Regions from separate parts of the Homo sapiens genome. Here region 1 is linked to region 2. Evidence: read pairs that join two places in POLR2A ChIA-PET (ENCODE). Cell type or tissue: CD4-positive, alpha-beta T cell. All regions are shown on one strand. Each heading gives the region's core, and the rest is flanking DNA. Links, peaks and the distances in the headings are about the cores only.

Region 1 (5,335 bases), core at 1-5,000, 500 kb before region 2:
GTGATCATTTCAAAAGGAGTCATGTTATGTTTTGAGTTTGTTTGTGATAAACCTATTGTCTAAACAGATTTATTCTTTAAGAATATACACAAGAGGTTTTCCTCCATTATTTTCACACATCAGATATGGTGTTTGGTTTTTTGAAGGAGGGAGGGGGTACTATCTACAACAAATACTTCATTCATAGCCATAAACCATTTGTATCTTGGGCTTGAGCCCCTGGTTAAATCAGGAATGCTCTTCAGCGCTGCTGCTGAATGATCTGCTCCGGATGTGATTTCTCAGTTGCTCTATAAGTTCAGGATTTTGTTGCTGTATCTGCTGAGCAAACTGCTGTCCCCTGTAGTAAAGAGGCAATGTGGTTTGAATAGGGAATTGCCAGTCACATTTACCCACGCAAAAAGAAATGCAGAAAATGTAGGAGCTACCTAAAGGGGGCTTTTTTCTATAAAAACAAGTTTCAGAGCCATGACTTTAGAATCTACAAGTTTACCAATGCCTCCATATAGCATTATTACAATGCAGTGTTCTTTATAAGAAACAAAACACCCATGCTAAAAAAAATAAGTACCTCAACTGGGTGAAATCTACTTCTCTAGTGCTAATGACAAAGAAGCAAAGGGTAAGACGTATATGTTTTTATTGTATGTGCTCAAATACAATGCTTTTATACCCAAGTCTTAATAGTCTCATATAACACCCAGTTTGGGATGCTTTTGGAGGTCACCTAACAAGTAATTTTAAAAACACTAAGAAGTTTAACACAAATTGTAGTATGTGACCCTCTATTGCCAGTGTTAGATGTCATTATATGCCATTTAAAGGTCATTCTAAAAATGCAATATTCTAAGTGGATACACAGTTGTGCTGACAAACAACAAGTGGTACTGTGGCTTCATATAAAATGTCCAGCGAGAGCATCAGACACAGATTCAAAAAGCAAAGTTGTCTTCGCCAATTTGATATAAGTGAAGGCAATGTGCTCAAGTAATGAGAAGATGCAAGTAGTTCCTCTAAGTGTTGACAGGCACTGAAAAAGTTTGAATAAAAATTTCCTGAATTGCCTGAACATTAAAGTATGTAACAAGTGATTTTAAACTATGTATGTGTACCTAAATTGATATATATTTTAAGAGGATATTTGACCTTCATCTGTGTCCCTGAGTAGTTTGAAGTCTGCTGAAAAACTTCCTGGATCTTCATTGGGAAAAAATGGGGGATTAATAGCTTTATATATATATGAGATCACAATTTATTTGGACATATGATTTTTACTGTTTGTCTCCATACCCTCAAAGTACCAGGTCACCAATCCTTGGGACCCTCTGTAAGCAGAGATACAGTATTGATACCCCCACTTAAAAACCAAGGACCCTAATTTCATGCTGACAACACAATCAAGTAAAATTAGGCTGCAAATGAAAAGACTGAATGTGCTATGGGTTCCTTAGTAAGTCACTAACCTGTACCTCAGTTTCTCTAGCCATTGGGTAGGGATATAAATTATCTACTTTTCTAATATCTGTCCCTCACCTGCCTTATTGAGATGGTGCCAAAAAAGAAAAGAAGAAAAAGATTCTGCTGGTACTTGAAAGTCCCAAAAAATAAAGCATAATGAACCGGGGGCGGGGGTGGGGGTGGGGGGAAGCATAATAAACATGGTTCTTTTTCTCAACAGACAGGGCTGGCCAGACTATCTAGGTATGGATTCCTGCCCTGCAGTCTAAAAAGTGGTTGTAATTCATGAACTTCTTTCAGATTTAGTAACATTAAGGAGGCTAAAGTTACTAACGGTAAAAGATAAACATTTAAAAAGAAAGCCCTGACCCCTCACCATAGAGATAGGCTGTAAAACATAAAATACATCTTCACTATTTCTGTTTTAAATAATACTTACGCTTGGATGAGGCTTGACAGGTCAGTTAGGCCCCCAACTCCAGCAGCAGGTCCCCCAATGGCATTTGTCATCATTCCTGACATTCTAGAGTACACAAGAAATACATCACTGGGATTGGTATATATTCTTAACAAATAGGACAACTGGACGAGGAAAAGTTAATAAAATACCCATGTTATACCAGAGGCTAGGCCAAATGTGTGTGGCTTTAAGCTCCAACTGACTGTCATTCAGAACAGTTTCATCATTTTTGAGCTGATGTGCTCAAATTAGGAGCCTGGCAAGTGGAAGGGTTGGGGAAGTGTAATAAGCTCTTTCTATATACTTACAGCTGTTGAACTTGAGGGTTCTGCATTAAACTTGCCGCCTGGAATTGAAAAACAGCACCTCCCATTAAAGGCAGTTAATATGTAGGGATCTTAGCAAAGATTTTTTTTTTAGAAGAATGAAAGCTAAATCATGTATGCACTAACATTTTGTAGAGTTTCAGTGTGCTATGCAAAGTAAAGGGGAATGTAAAAAGAGAGAAGGTACTAGAAAAAGTGGCATTAAGAAGACATGGTGAGGATAAAGAGATTACAAACAACACTATAAACTGAGGATGTTGACAGCAGTTTACTTACTACTGCTATCAGACCAATTAAGCCAAAAGGAAAAATAGGAACTTTAAAAGTATGGTTAAGGGATCTCCTACACTTGAGAAGGTCCATTCCAAACGAGCTTTTAAGAGATGTGACTTTGCTCCATGGGGCCCAGCAATTTCAATCCTTCCCATGCTTACAGTGGCACAAGGAATTATATTTATGTGCACACATACTTTTAAAACATTCTATTTTGAAAGCATCACATTTTTTCCCTCAAATTGGTAATGTCGACAATATTTATGTAAAATTTGAATTTAGTCTAAATCTTTGTAGACAATAGATTATATTCACAGACTCTCTATGAGGTGTTGGGAAAAGCCACCACTTGCTTATATTACCAGAAAGATCACTGACTGATTCGTAAGTAATTCAAAACTTTCCTCAAGTCCCAGTCAGGATTGGTGCCTCTGAGCCAACCCATAAGTGCTAAAGGCATTACACAGGAAAAGCAGGATGTATGAGCTATAAACATGAAATGCTGTGTTTTGCAATCCCTTTAAACTAGTTCTGCAGCAGTAGTTCTTCCCCTTCTCCCACAATCTAGGACCTAGAGGAAATTTAGAACAGATCTATGCTTTTCCAGTCACTTTTCAGTAAGCAATCCTCCTGTCACTTTAAGTTCTATAAAATGACCTCCAGTTCAGCAATTAATGTCTCAGTGTAACAATCAAATACATAAAGCTTCATTTACAGGTAAAACTTCTCCCTTCCTAGCATGGGCCTGCTACAGACTGACCGGTTGTAGTAGAAAAGAGGCACCATTGACTGCTTTGTTTCCTATAGTAGCGGTCCCCAACCCCTGGGCCACAGACTGTTAGGAACCAGGCTGCACAGCAGCAGGTAAGCGGTGGGCGAGCAAGCATTACTGCCTGAGCTCCACCTCCTGTCAGATCAGCTGCAGCATTAGATTCTCATAGGAGCAAGAACCCTATTGTGAACTGCGCATGTGAAGGACCTAGGTTGAGTGCTCCTCAAGAGAATCTAACGCTCCTCTCCCCATCCTGCCCCTACCCCCTACACCCGGTATGGTCCATGGAAAAACTGTCTTCCATGAAACCAGTCCCTGTTACAAAAAGGTTGGGGACCGCTGTCCTATAGGGCTATTTTTTTTTTTTGAGATGAAGTTTCACTCTGTCACCCAGGCTGGAGTGCAATGGCATGACCTCAGCTCACTGCAACCTCTGCCTCCCGGAGTCAAGTGATTCTCCTGCCTCAGCCACCCAAGTAGCTGGGATTACAGGCATGCACCACCATGCCCAGCTAATTTTTGTATTTTTAGTAGAGACGGGGTTTCGCCAGGTTGGCCAGGCTGGTCTGGAACTCCTGACCTCAAGTGCTCCGCCCATCTTAGCCTCCCAAAGTGCTGGGATTACAGGTGTGAGCCAGCACACCAAGGCCTATAGTGCTTCTTTATCCTGTAGTACTTCCAGTCCTCTTCCCTCAGCTTGCTGATTAAGAGTTGTGGCCCTCCAGGTTGAGGGTTAAATGGAGGGAAAGGTGAAAGGAGCAGCAAAGTTCTTATTTGATGACTGGTATTATCTTACTAGTTTTGCATTGGTGCTTTTTGAGTTTGCAAGGTATTCAAAAACTACTGTGGTTCTCTTATGGGGTACTTTCTCATGTTCTTCAGACACTTCTCCTTTCCCTAGGCCCTGGAGATTTCTTACCTATTCTTTGAAAAGGGTAATTTACCCTCTGGATGGATGCTATGACTTTCCCTTCAGTCTTAGGTTCTTGGCAGTCCTCCAGAGATTCTCTGTGTTGGGATCCTGTCACACTTCCAGGAAAGCCTCTTGAACATATTCAGACACACTCTCTCACAATTGTGTGTGCTCACCTTGGTCCACAGGAAACACCTCTGCTCCACTCTCATCAGTACAGTAACTGCCCAAACCACACAGCTAATTCTGCCACTGGCTATCCAGTTGAACTATCAGGTAGAAAGTCTCTGTACCAGAAAAGCCCTTTCTCAGTGAGGGCTTGAGATGAGAGCAAGCCTCCCTAATTCCTTCATATAGGGAGCCCTAAAACTCTAATAGCTCTCTCCAAAAATCATGTTTTAATTTCCATCAACCTGGCCTTTTTTATGAGTCACAAAACATGTTTTTTATCCCCATCTTTTGCAACTCCTACATGGTGGTCTCACACCTTATTTTGGTACATAGCAGCTTGGAGCCTAAGCCAAATCTGAAACTAAAAGAATTCCATTTTTCACATCTTGTTACAATGCCATAACCTGAGTCCTAGAATGGGTAACCATTCTTAAAAAAAAAAATGAAGTCACAAGATCTACAAAACATGTATTTGCTAGCATGGTAAGAAGGCTGAAATTTGATAAGGGAAAAATAAAAACTACCAGTTGCTAAAAAGACTTATCTCACTGGGAATGAGTCATCTGTGCATTTCAGTTCAACAGAAGATTTAATGGATGCAAGACACATTTTTTGAAGGAAACAAAAGATGAATAAAAACTGATTCCTGCCTTCCAAGGGCATATCATGGATAGAATAATTCTCATCCAAAGTATACAGTCACCCCAGGAGCTTGATATGCCCTGGTAACATCCTAAACCCACTAAATCAAAGTTACCACATATTGGACCAGAGCGTGTATGTTCTCAAAAAGGCCCATACATTATTTTGTTGTTTTGTAAGAATAGAAGACAAACACATGAGATATCTATATCTATATCTATCTATCTATATCAAATAAACTCTAAAGATAGAAAACAAGGCAGACAATGCTGAGGGGCAAGCTAGGGAACCACAATGGCCAAATACTCAAACTGCAGATG
Region 2 (5,386 bases), core at 121-5,120:
CTTCAAAACTTTTTGAGCGCTTTCGTGATGCTCAAAGGAAATGCTCACTGGAGCATTTTGGATTTTTCAGTTGTGTGTTTGGGATGCTCAACCAGTTTTATGCGTGTGTATATATAGAATGCAAATATTCGAAAATCTCCAAAAATGTGAAATTCAAAACACTTTTGGTTCCAAGCATTTCACATAAGGGATACTCAACTGGTAGCTATGATTATAGTTACAGCTATAAAATCAAGGCATTGCAAATCCAATATTTGATTATATCTAGTTTTAACTTATGAGTAATGATTTTTATTTTCCTGTCACAGTGGCGCTGTCATTAGGACTGTGCTTCCTTTTATATATTCTTTTTGTTTGTTATGACAGACAGCACACATTCACAGGAACTACTCAACCACGTAACCACTACTCCCTGTCATGATGTGTTATGACCAGATTACATGCAAGTCAACAGGGAAAAATCTTCTATACTGATTTGAGGCATAAAATGACTAGCAAAAGCCACATCTGAAAATATACGAAATAACTGTTAAATTCTTTGTTTCTGTCTCTGTTCTAGACAATGAAATATCCGGTAAAGTTTCCAGTAAATGTATTTCAGATTATGTAACTAAAGTATTATTTAAGAGAAATTTTTAAAATATTGTTAAATACTGTTAGGATAGATTTTAAATTTTCTTGTTTGAAAGATCGTAAATTAAGTTTTGATATTCTAACAATTTTTTTTCTTTAGGAGTAGATCCCATAATAGATCACGTTCAAGACAGAAAGACAGACGTAGATCTAAGAGCCCACATAAAAAACGCTCTAAATCAAGGGAGAGACGGAAGTCAAGGAGTCGTTCGCATTCACGGTGAGTTTTAGAGAAATTAACAATAATTTTTTTTTCCTCAGAGTTCTGTTAGTGCTAAGGGATAATATTTTAATTGGCTTCATTTGTTAAAAATCTGTTGTGGTTTAGGTTTTTAATGAGAGAAATTAAACCTTTTTTATTGTTTTAGTAATCTAGGATTAATATTGATTGCCAGTGATCTGAATCTGATGTCAGTGTGACTCATGAGGTTTCCAAACTACTCAGTTCAGCTTGCGTAGTATGAATAGCTTTGTTTAGCAGCTTCTTGTACACCTGAGCTATATAAAAATGTATATGTAAATGTCTGTAGGTACTATAAATTGTCTTGTGTTGGTAATTGTTGAAGAGAGAGAGGTCTTTTTGGAGGAGGTAGAACTATTTTAGTTATGAATTTATTTATTTTTGTTTTTAAAGGGACAAGAGAAAAGACACTCGAGAAAAGATCAAGGAAAAGGAAAGAGTGAAAGAGAAAGACAGGGAAAAGGAGAGAGAGAGGGAAAAGGAACGTGAAAAAGAAAAGGAACGGGGTAAAAACAAAGACCGGGACAAGGAACGGGAAAAGGACCGGGAAAAAGACAAGGAAAAGGACAGAGAGAGAGAACGGGAAAAAGAGCATGAGAAGGATCGAGACAAAGAGAAGGAAAAGGAACAGGACAAAGAAAAGGAACGAGAAAAAGACAGATCCAAAGAGATAGATGAAAAAAGAAAGAAGGATAAAAAATCCAGAACACCACCCAGGAGTTACAATGCATCGCGAAGATCTCGTAGTTCCAGCAGGTTTGATAATGCTTAAAATTTTTACAAAGGGATTTGCTGATGACAATTGGAAACAAAATTTTTTACGGAGGGAGAAAAGGTTACTGTACGCAAGTGGAACCTGTAAAGTAATATAAGAACATTTTCTCCTAATTTCAGAGTAAACATTTCTCTAGCAGAGTGGGGAAAGAGATGATACTGGGCAACATTATTTGAAGAGTTTTAGCTATTCTTTGTAACCACTATTTTAATAGAATAATAATAATTGTTATTTTCTTAGAGGGTGGGATGGCAGGGAAAGGTACTTTTTTTAAAAAGCACATTAAGAATTTGCGTCTTAGGCTTTTTCCTGAACTTTTTTTGAATGGTGTGATTAATTTTAATATGTAAAATGATTGCTGAAGTTGCAGTGTTAGCCCTCTTTGTCACCTAAGTTAATTTTTATCCTTATTTTGTTAAGTGCATAACATTTAAATTTTGGTCGTGTTTTATTTTGTCAGTTTTAAGGGTTAGAGTTTTTCCTTAGGACCGTGATTTCAGTTTATTAATAGCTTTACTACCACCAGGTGGCAGCAAGTTGCCATAGTAACAGCTGTACAATGAGAACAACTTTTGAGATTTAAGATTATCTAAACCCACATCCTTTACTTCAGATGATACCATGACTGTAAATGGAAGTTCCTAACTTATACTACACTATCTTAAAAATACTAAATATATATATTAGCAAATTTTTGAAGATTTTTAAAGATGGTTTTTTAATAGAAAATAATTTGAGATAAAGGAATATATGTTTCCCATTTTTAAAACTTGTGCTTTAGTAGTTTATTTTTAATACCAGCCTTTGACTAGATAATAAAAGATAATCGTAGACATTTATTGTGCACTTTACTGTATGCCAGACATGATGTCAGTAGACTTTTTCATGTCTCACCTTATTTAATCCTCACAACAGGCCTGGGAGAAGATTATTATCATCACTGTTTTAAAACATGAGGAAGCTGACGCTCTGTATGAGAAGTATAGTAGCCCTTTTCCTTTATTTTAGAGATTAAGTTTGAGAATTCTCTAGTACTTGTACTTACTTTTAAAAACTACCTCAGAAGCATAAAGTTGAAAGCAGTAGTATATGTTAAAACAAGGCTCAAAATAAACAGATCACTGCTGGATTTCAGCACATTGAACCACAGATTGAAGAATTAATGTAACCTCCTTTGCTGTGGGTACTGGTTTGAGCCTTGTAACCACACCTTTACTGCAAAGTGATTTTATTGATTCTGTGTCACACATGCCTTTGTGTTTCTGTGATTGTTTAGACATTACCTTTCACAGCACCAAATACTATTTTCATTCCTTTTTAATAACGAATTTACTTTTTTTGATGACATGGGAATGTTTAACTTTTTCTCGGGCCATTTTAAGTTGTTTGGTGTAGAGGAAAGTTCAAGTGTTCACATTCATTCCTAAATATATATGTATATATTTTTTGAAACAGAGTCTTGCTCATCGCCCAGGCTGGAGTGCAGTGTCATGATCTTGACCCACTGCAACCTCCCCCTCCTCGGTTCACGTGATTCTTGTACCTCAGCCTCCCGAGTAGCTGGGATTACAGGTGTGCACCACCATGCCTGGCTAATTTTTGTATTTTTAGTAGAGATGGAGTTTCACCATATTGGCCAGGTTGATCTTGAACTCCTGGCCTCAAGTGATCTGCCCTCCTTGGCCTCCCAAAGTGCTGGGATTACAGGCATCAGTCACTGCACCTGGCTCAAATACATTCTTCAGTAACAACTGGGGCCTTGAGAATAAAAGATGACTGACATTAGTTTATAAAGGCAGCAGTTTGGAATGTTTCATGCTTTCAGAAGAGCTTGGTAAAGAGTTACAATTTCTTTGAATTTTTTTTTTTTTTTTTTTTTTTTTAGACAGAGTGTCACTTTGTCACCCAGGCTAGAATGCAGTGGCACAATATCTGCTCACTGCAACCTCTGCCTCCTGGGTTCAGCGATTCTCCTGCCTTAGCTTCCTGAGTAGCTGGAATTACAGGCGTGTGCCACCACACTCAACTGATTTTTGTATTTTATTTAATAGAGATGGGGTTTCACCATGTTGGCCAGGCTGGTCTCAAACTCCTGACCTCAGGTGATCCACCCGCCTCAGCCTCCCAAAGTGCTGGAATTACAGACGTGAGCCGCCACCGCCCCCAGCCAAGAGTTACAATTTCTTGTCTTTTAGCATTTTTCTGCTTTTCAAATGTTCTGATTTGTTTACTAAATGGAGAATATTTTAACTGTTCAAAAAATAGTTAATATTTTTATTTCTAACATTGTCTCCTAATTTATACTTTTAAAGAAAATGATATTAAATAATTTTTTAATGCTTAAATTTACTGTCATTAAAGGTGATACCAAGAAAGGGAAGGAAAAAACAATATTTATTGAGCACCTACTCTGTGTCACACTCTATGCTTTGCACATTACAGATTTTATCCTAAATCCTCAACAACCTAATAAAACTTGAATTATTAATTGTCTTTATTTTTCAGTTGAAAAACAGATTAGGTTAAGTAATATGATCCTGGTTGTATAGCTGGGTAAGGTGTATAACTCAAATTTAAGTCTAAATCTCACCAACTTTAGTTGTTAATACAATTTCTTTCTCAAGTAATTGTCTAGATTGCTGTCTATGGAGACTTTCCTCTCATTATCGTCAGCTAGTAGGTATTAGACATCCACTTGTACATAGTGCTTTCTGAACAAATAAGTAAAAGAATTACACTGATAAAGGCAGAGCGATTTTGTGTAATCTTAAAGTCTGGAATACGCTGACATTCACATGCTTTGAAAAAAGTATTTTTGGTTCTTAGGCTGAGCTGTTAAGAGAATGTCATTGATGTAATCAAATAATGTATCTAATTTCCACATTAGAAGTGTAATTGTGGAGTGTCTTGGGAATAAAAGTGGGTAATGGAGGAGAGAGTCTTAGGTAGAGGTAGAATTGAGTTGTGTTCTCAGAGTTCTTGAGCTTTGTATTTTAATACATATTATATATACCGTGTGAGCATTTTTTATTTTAGAAATGAAAAACTTAAATTATTTTATTAGTCTCTTAGAATCAGTTTCCTGAAATGGTAAGGATAACATGAATTCCAGAGGATTTGGTTTTTTAGCTATGTGGTCACTGATTATCAGAACTTGTGAGATAGATCATTGGGTATGTCCTCGTACCATATCCCTTAAATTATAGACCTAGTGAAGTTCATTGTTTCTGAGTTGAAGTAGTTTAGAATATGTATCATTTGCTAATCTGATAAGCAAAATGGTTTTTAATAATAATAACGTAATCTATTTTATAATTATTCCTGTCATATTTACTTTTCAGATTGTAACTGTTTTGCTTACATCTAAGCAACTTGTACACTAAATTTTAAATTAATAGAACAACAGTAATGAAATGATAGGAGGTTGGAGGGAAAAGCAATTTCTCTCTAAAATGATAGTAATGTAAATGCTTTTTAAGTAGACATTGTTGATAATTGGGTATAGAAAGTTCACATTTTACAAGCCAGTTTATGTTTCAGTTTTTGAAAAGGGCCTGTTACTTTGTTATAATCCACAGTGGGGCAGCAAGGAGCTAGATACATGACAAAGGATTTGATAAGCAAAACTTGTTTTAGCTGCTGAGAAAATACACTTGAGAGAAGCAGAAACGCCACGCCATTAATATTTTTTCTACTGAAGAAATTGTTCAAATAAACGAGGTGAAAAGGAGGAGGTC

Evidence for each region. Peaks named below come from ENCODE experiments on the same cell type or tissue, not always from the same donor. Only the 100,000 strongest peaks of a DNase experiment are listed, where the experiment ranks them.
Region 1: POLR2A ChIA-PET joins it to region 2 with 5 read pairs; 2 of 35 experiments call an interaction of 5 or more read pairs at or near these places.

Annotation. Positions count from the first base shown.
Region 1 is chr5:65,670,018-65,675,352 of GRCh38, forward strand. It overlaps SGTB (small glutamine rich tetratricopeptide repeat co-chaperone beta), which reads right to left. Exons shown (of 11, transcript NM_019072.3): 9 at 2,227-2,264; 10 at 1,898-1,981; 11 at 1-340. The coding sequence ends at 229. Among named protein-coding and RNA genes, the nearest start is that of TRAPPC13, 48 kb to the left of the region's middle. In CD4-positive, alpha-beta T cell, for the core only: no CTCF peak of the experiment used is centred there; no DNase peak of the experiment used is centred there.
Region 2 is chr5:66,169,318-66,174,703 of GRCh38, forward strand. It overlaps SREK1 (splicing regulatory glutamic acid and lysine rich protein 1), which reads left to right. Exons shown (of 12, transcript NM_001077199.3): 8 at 734-853; 9 at 1,268-1,630. Among named protein-coding and RNA genes, the nearest start is that of SREK1, 28 kb to the left of the region's middle. In CD4-positive, alpha-beta T cell, for the core only: CTCF peaks have their summits at 2,199 (motif pointing right) and 4,888; DNase peaks (open chromatin) are centred at 414, 2,194 and 2,834; H3K27ac peaks cover 607 bases.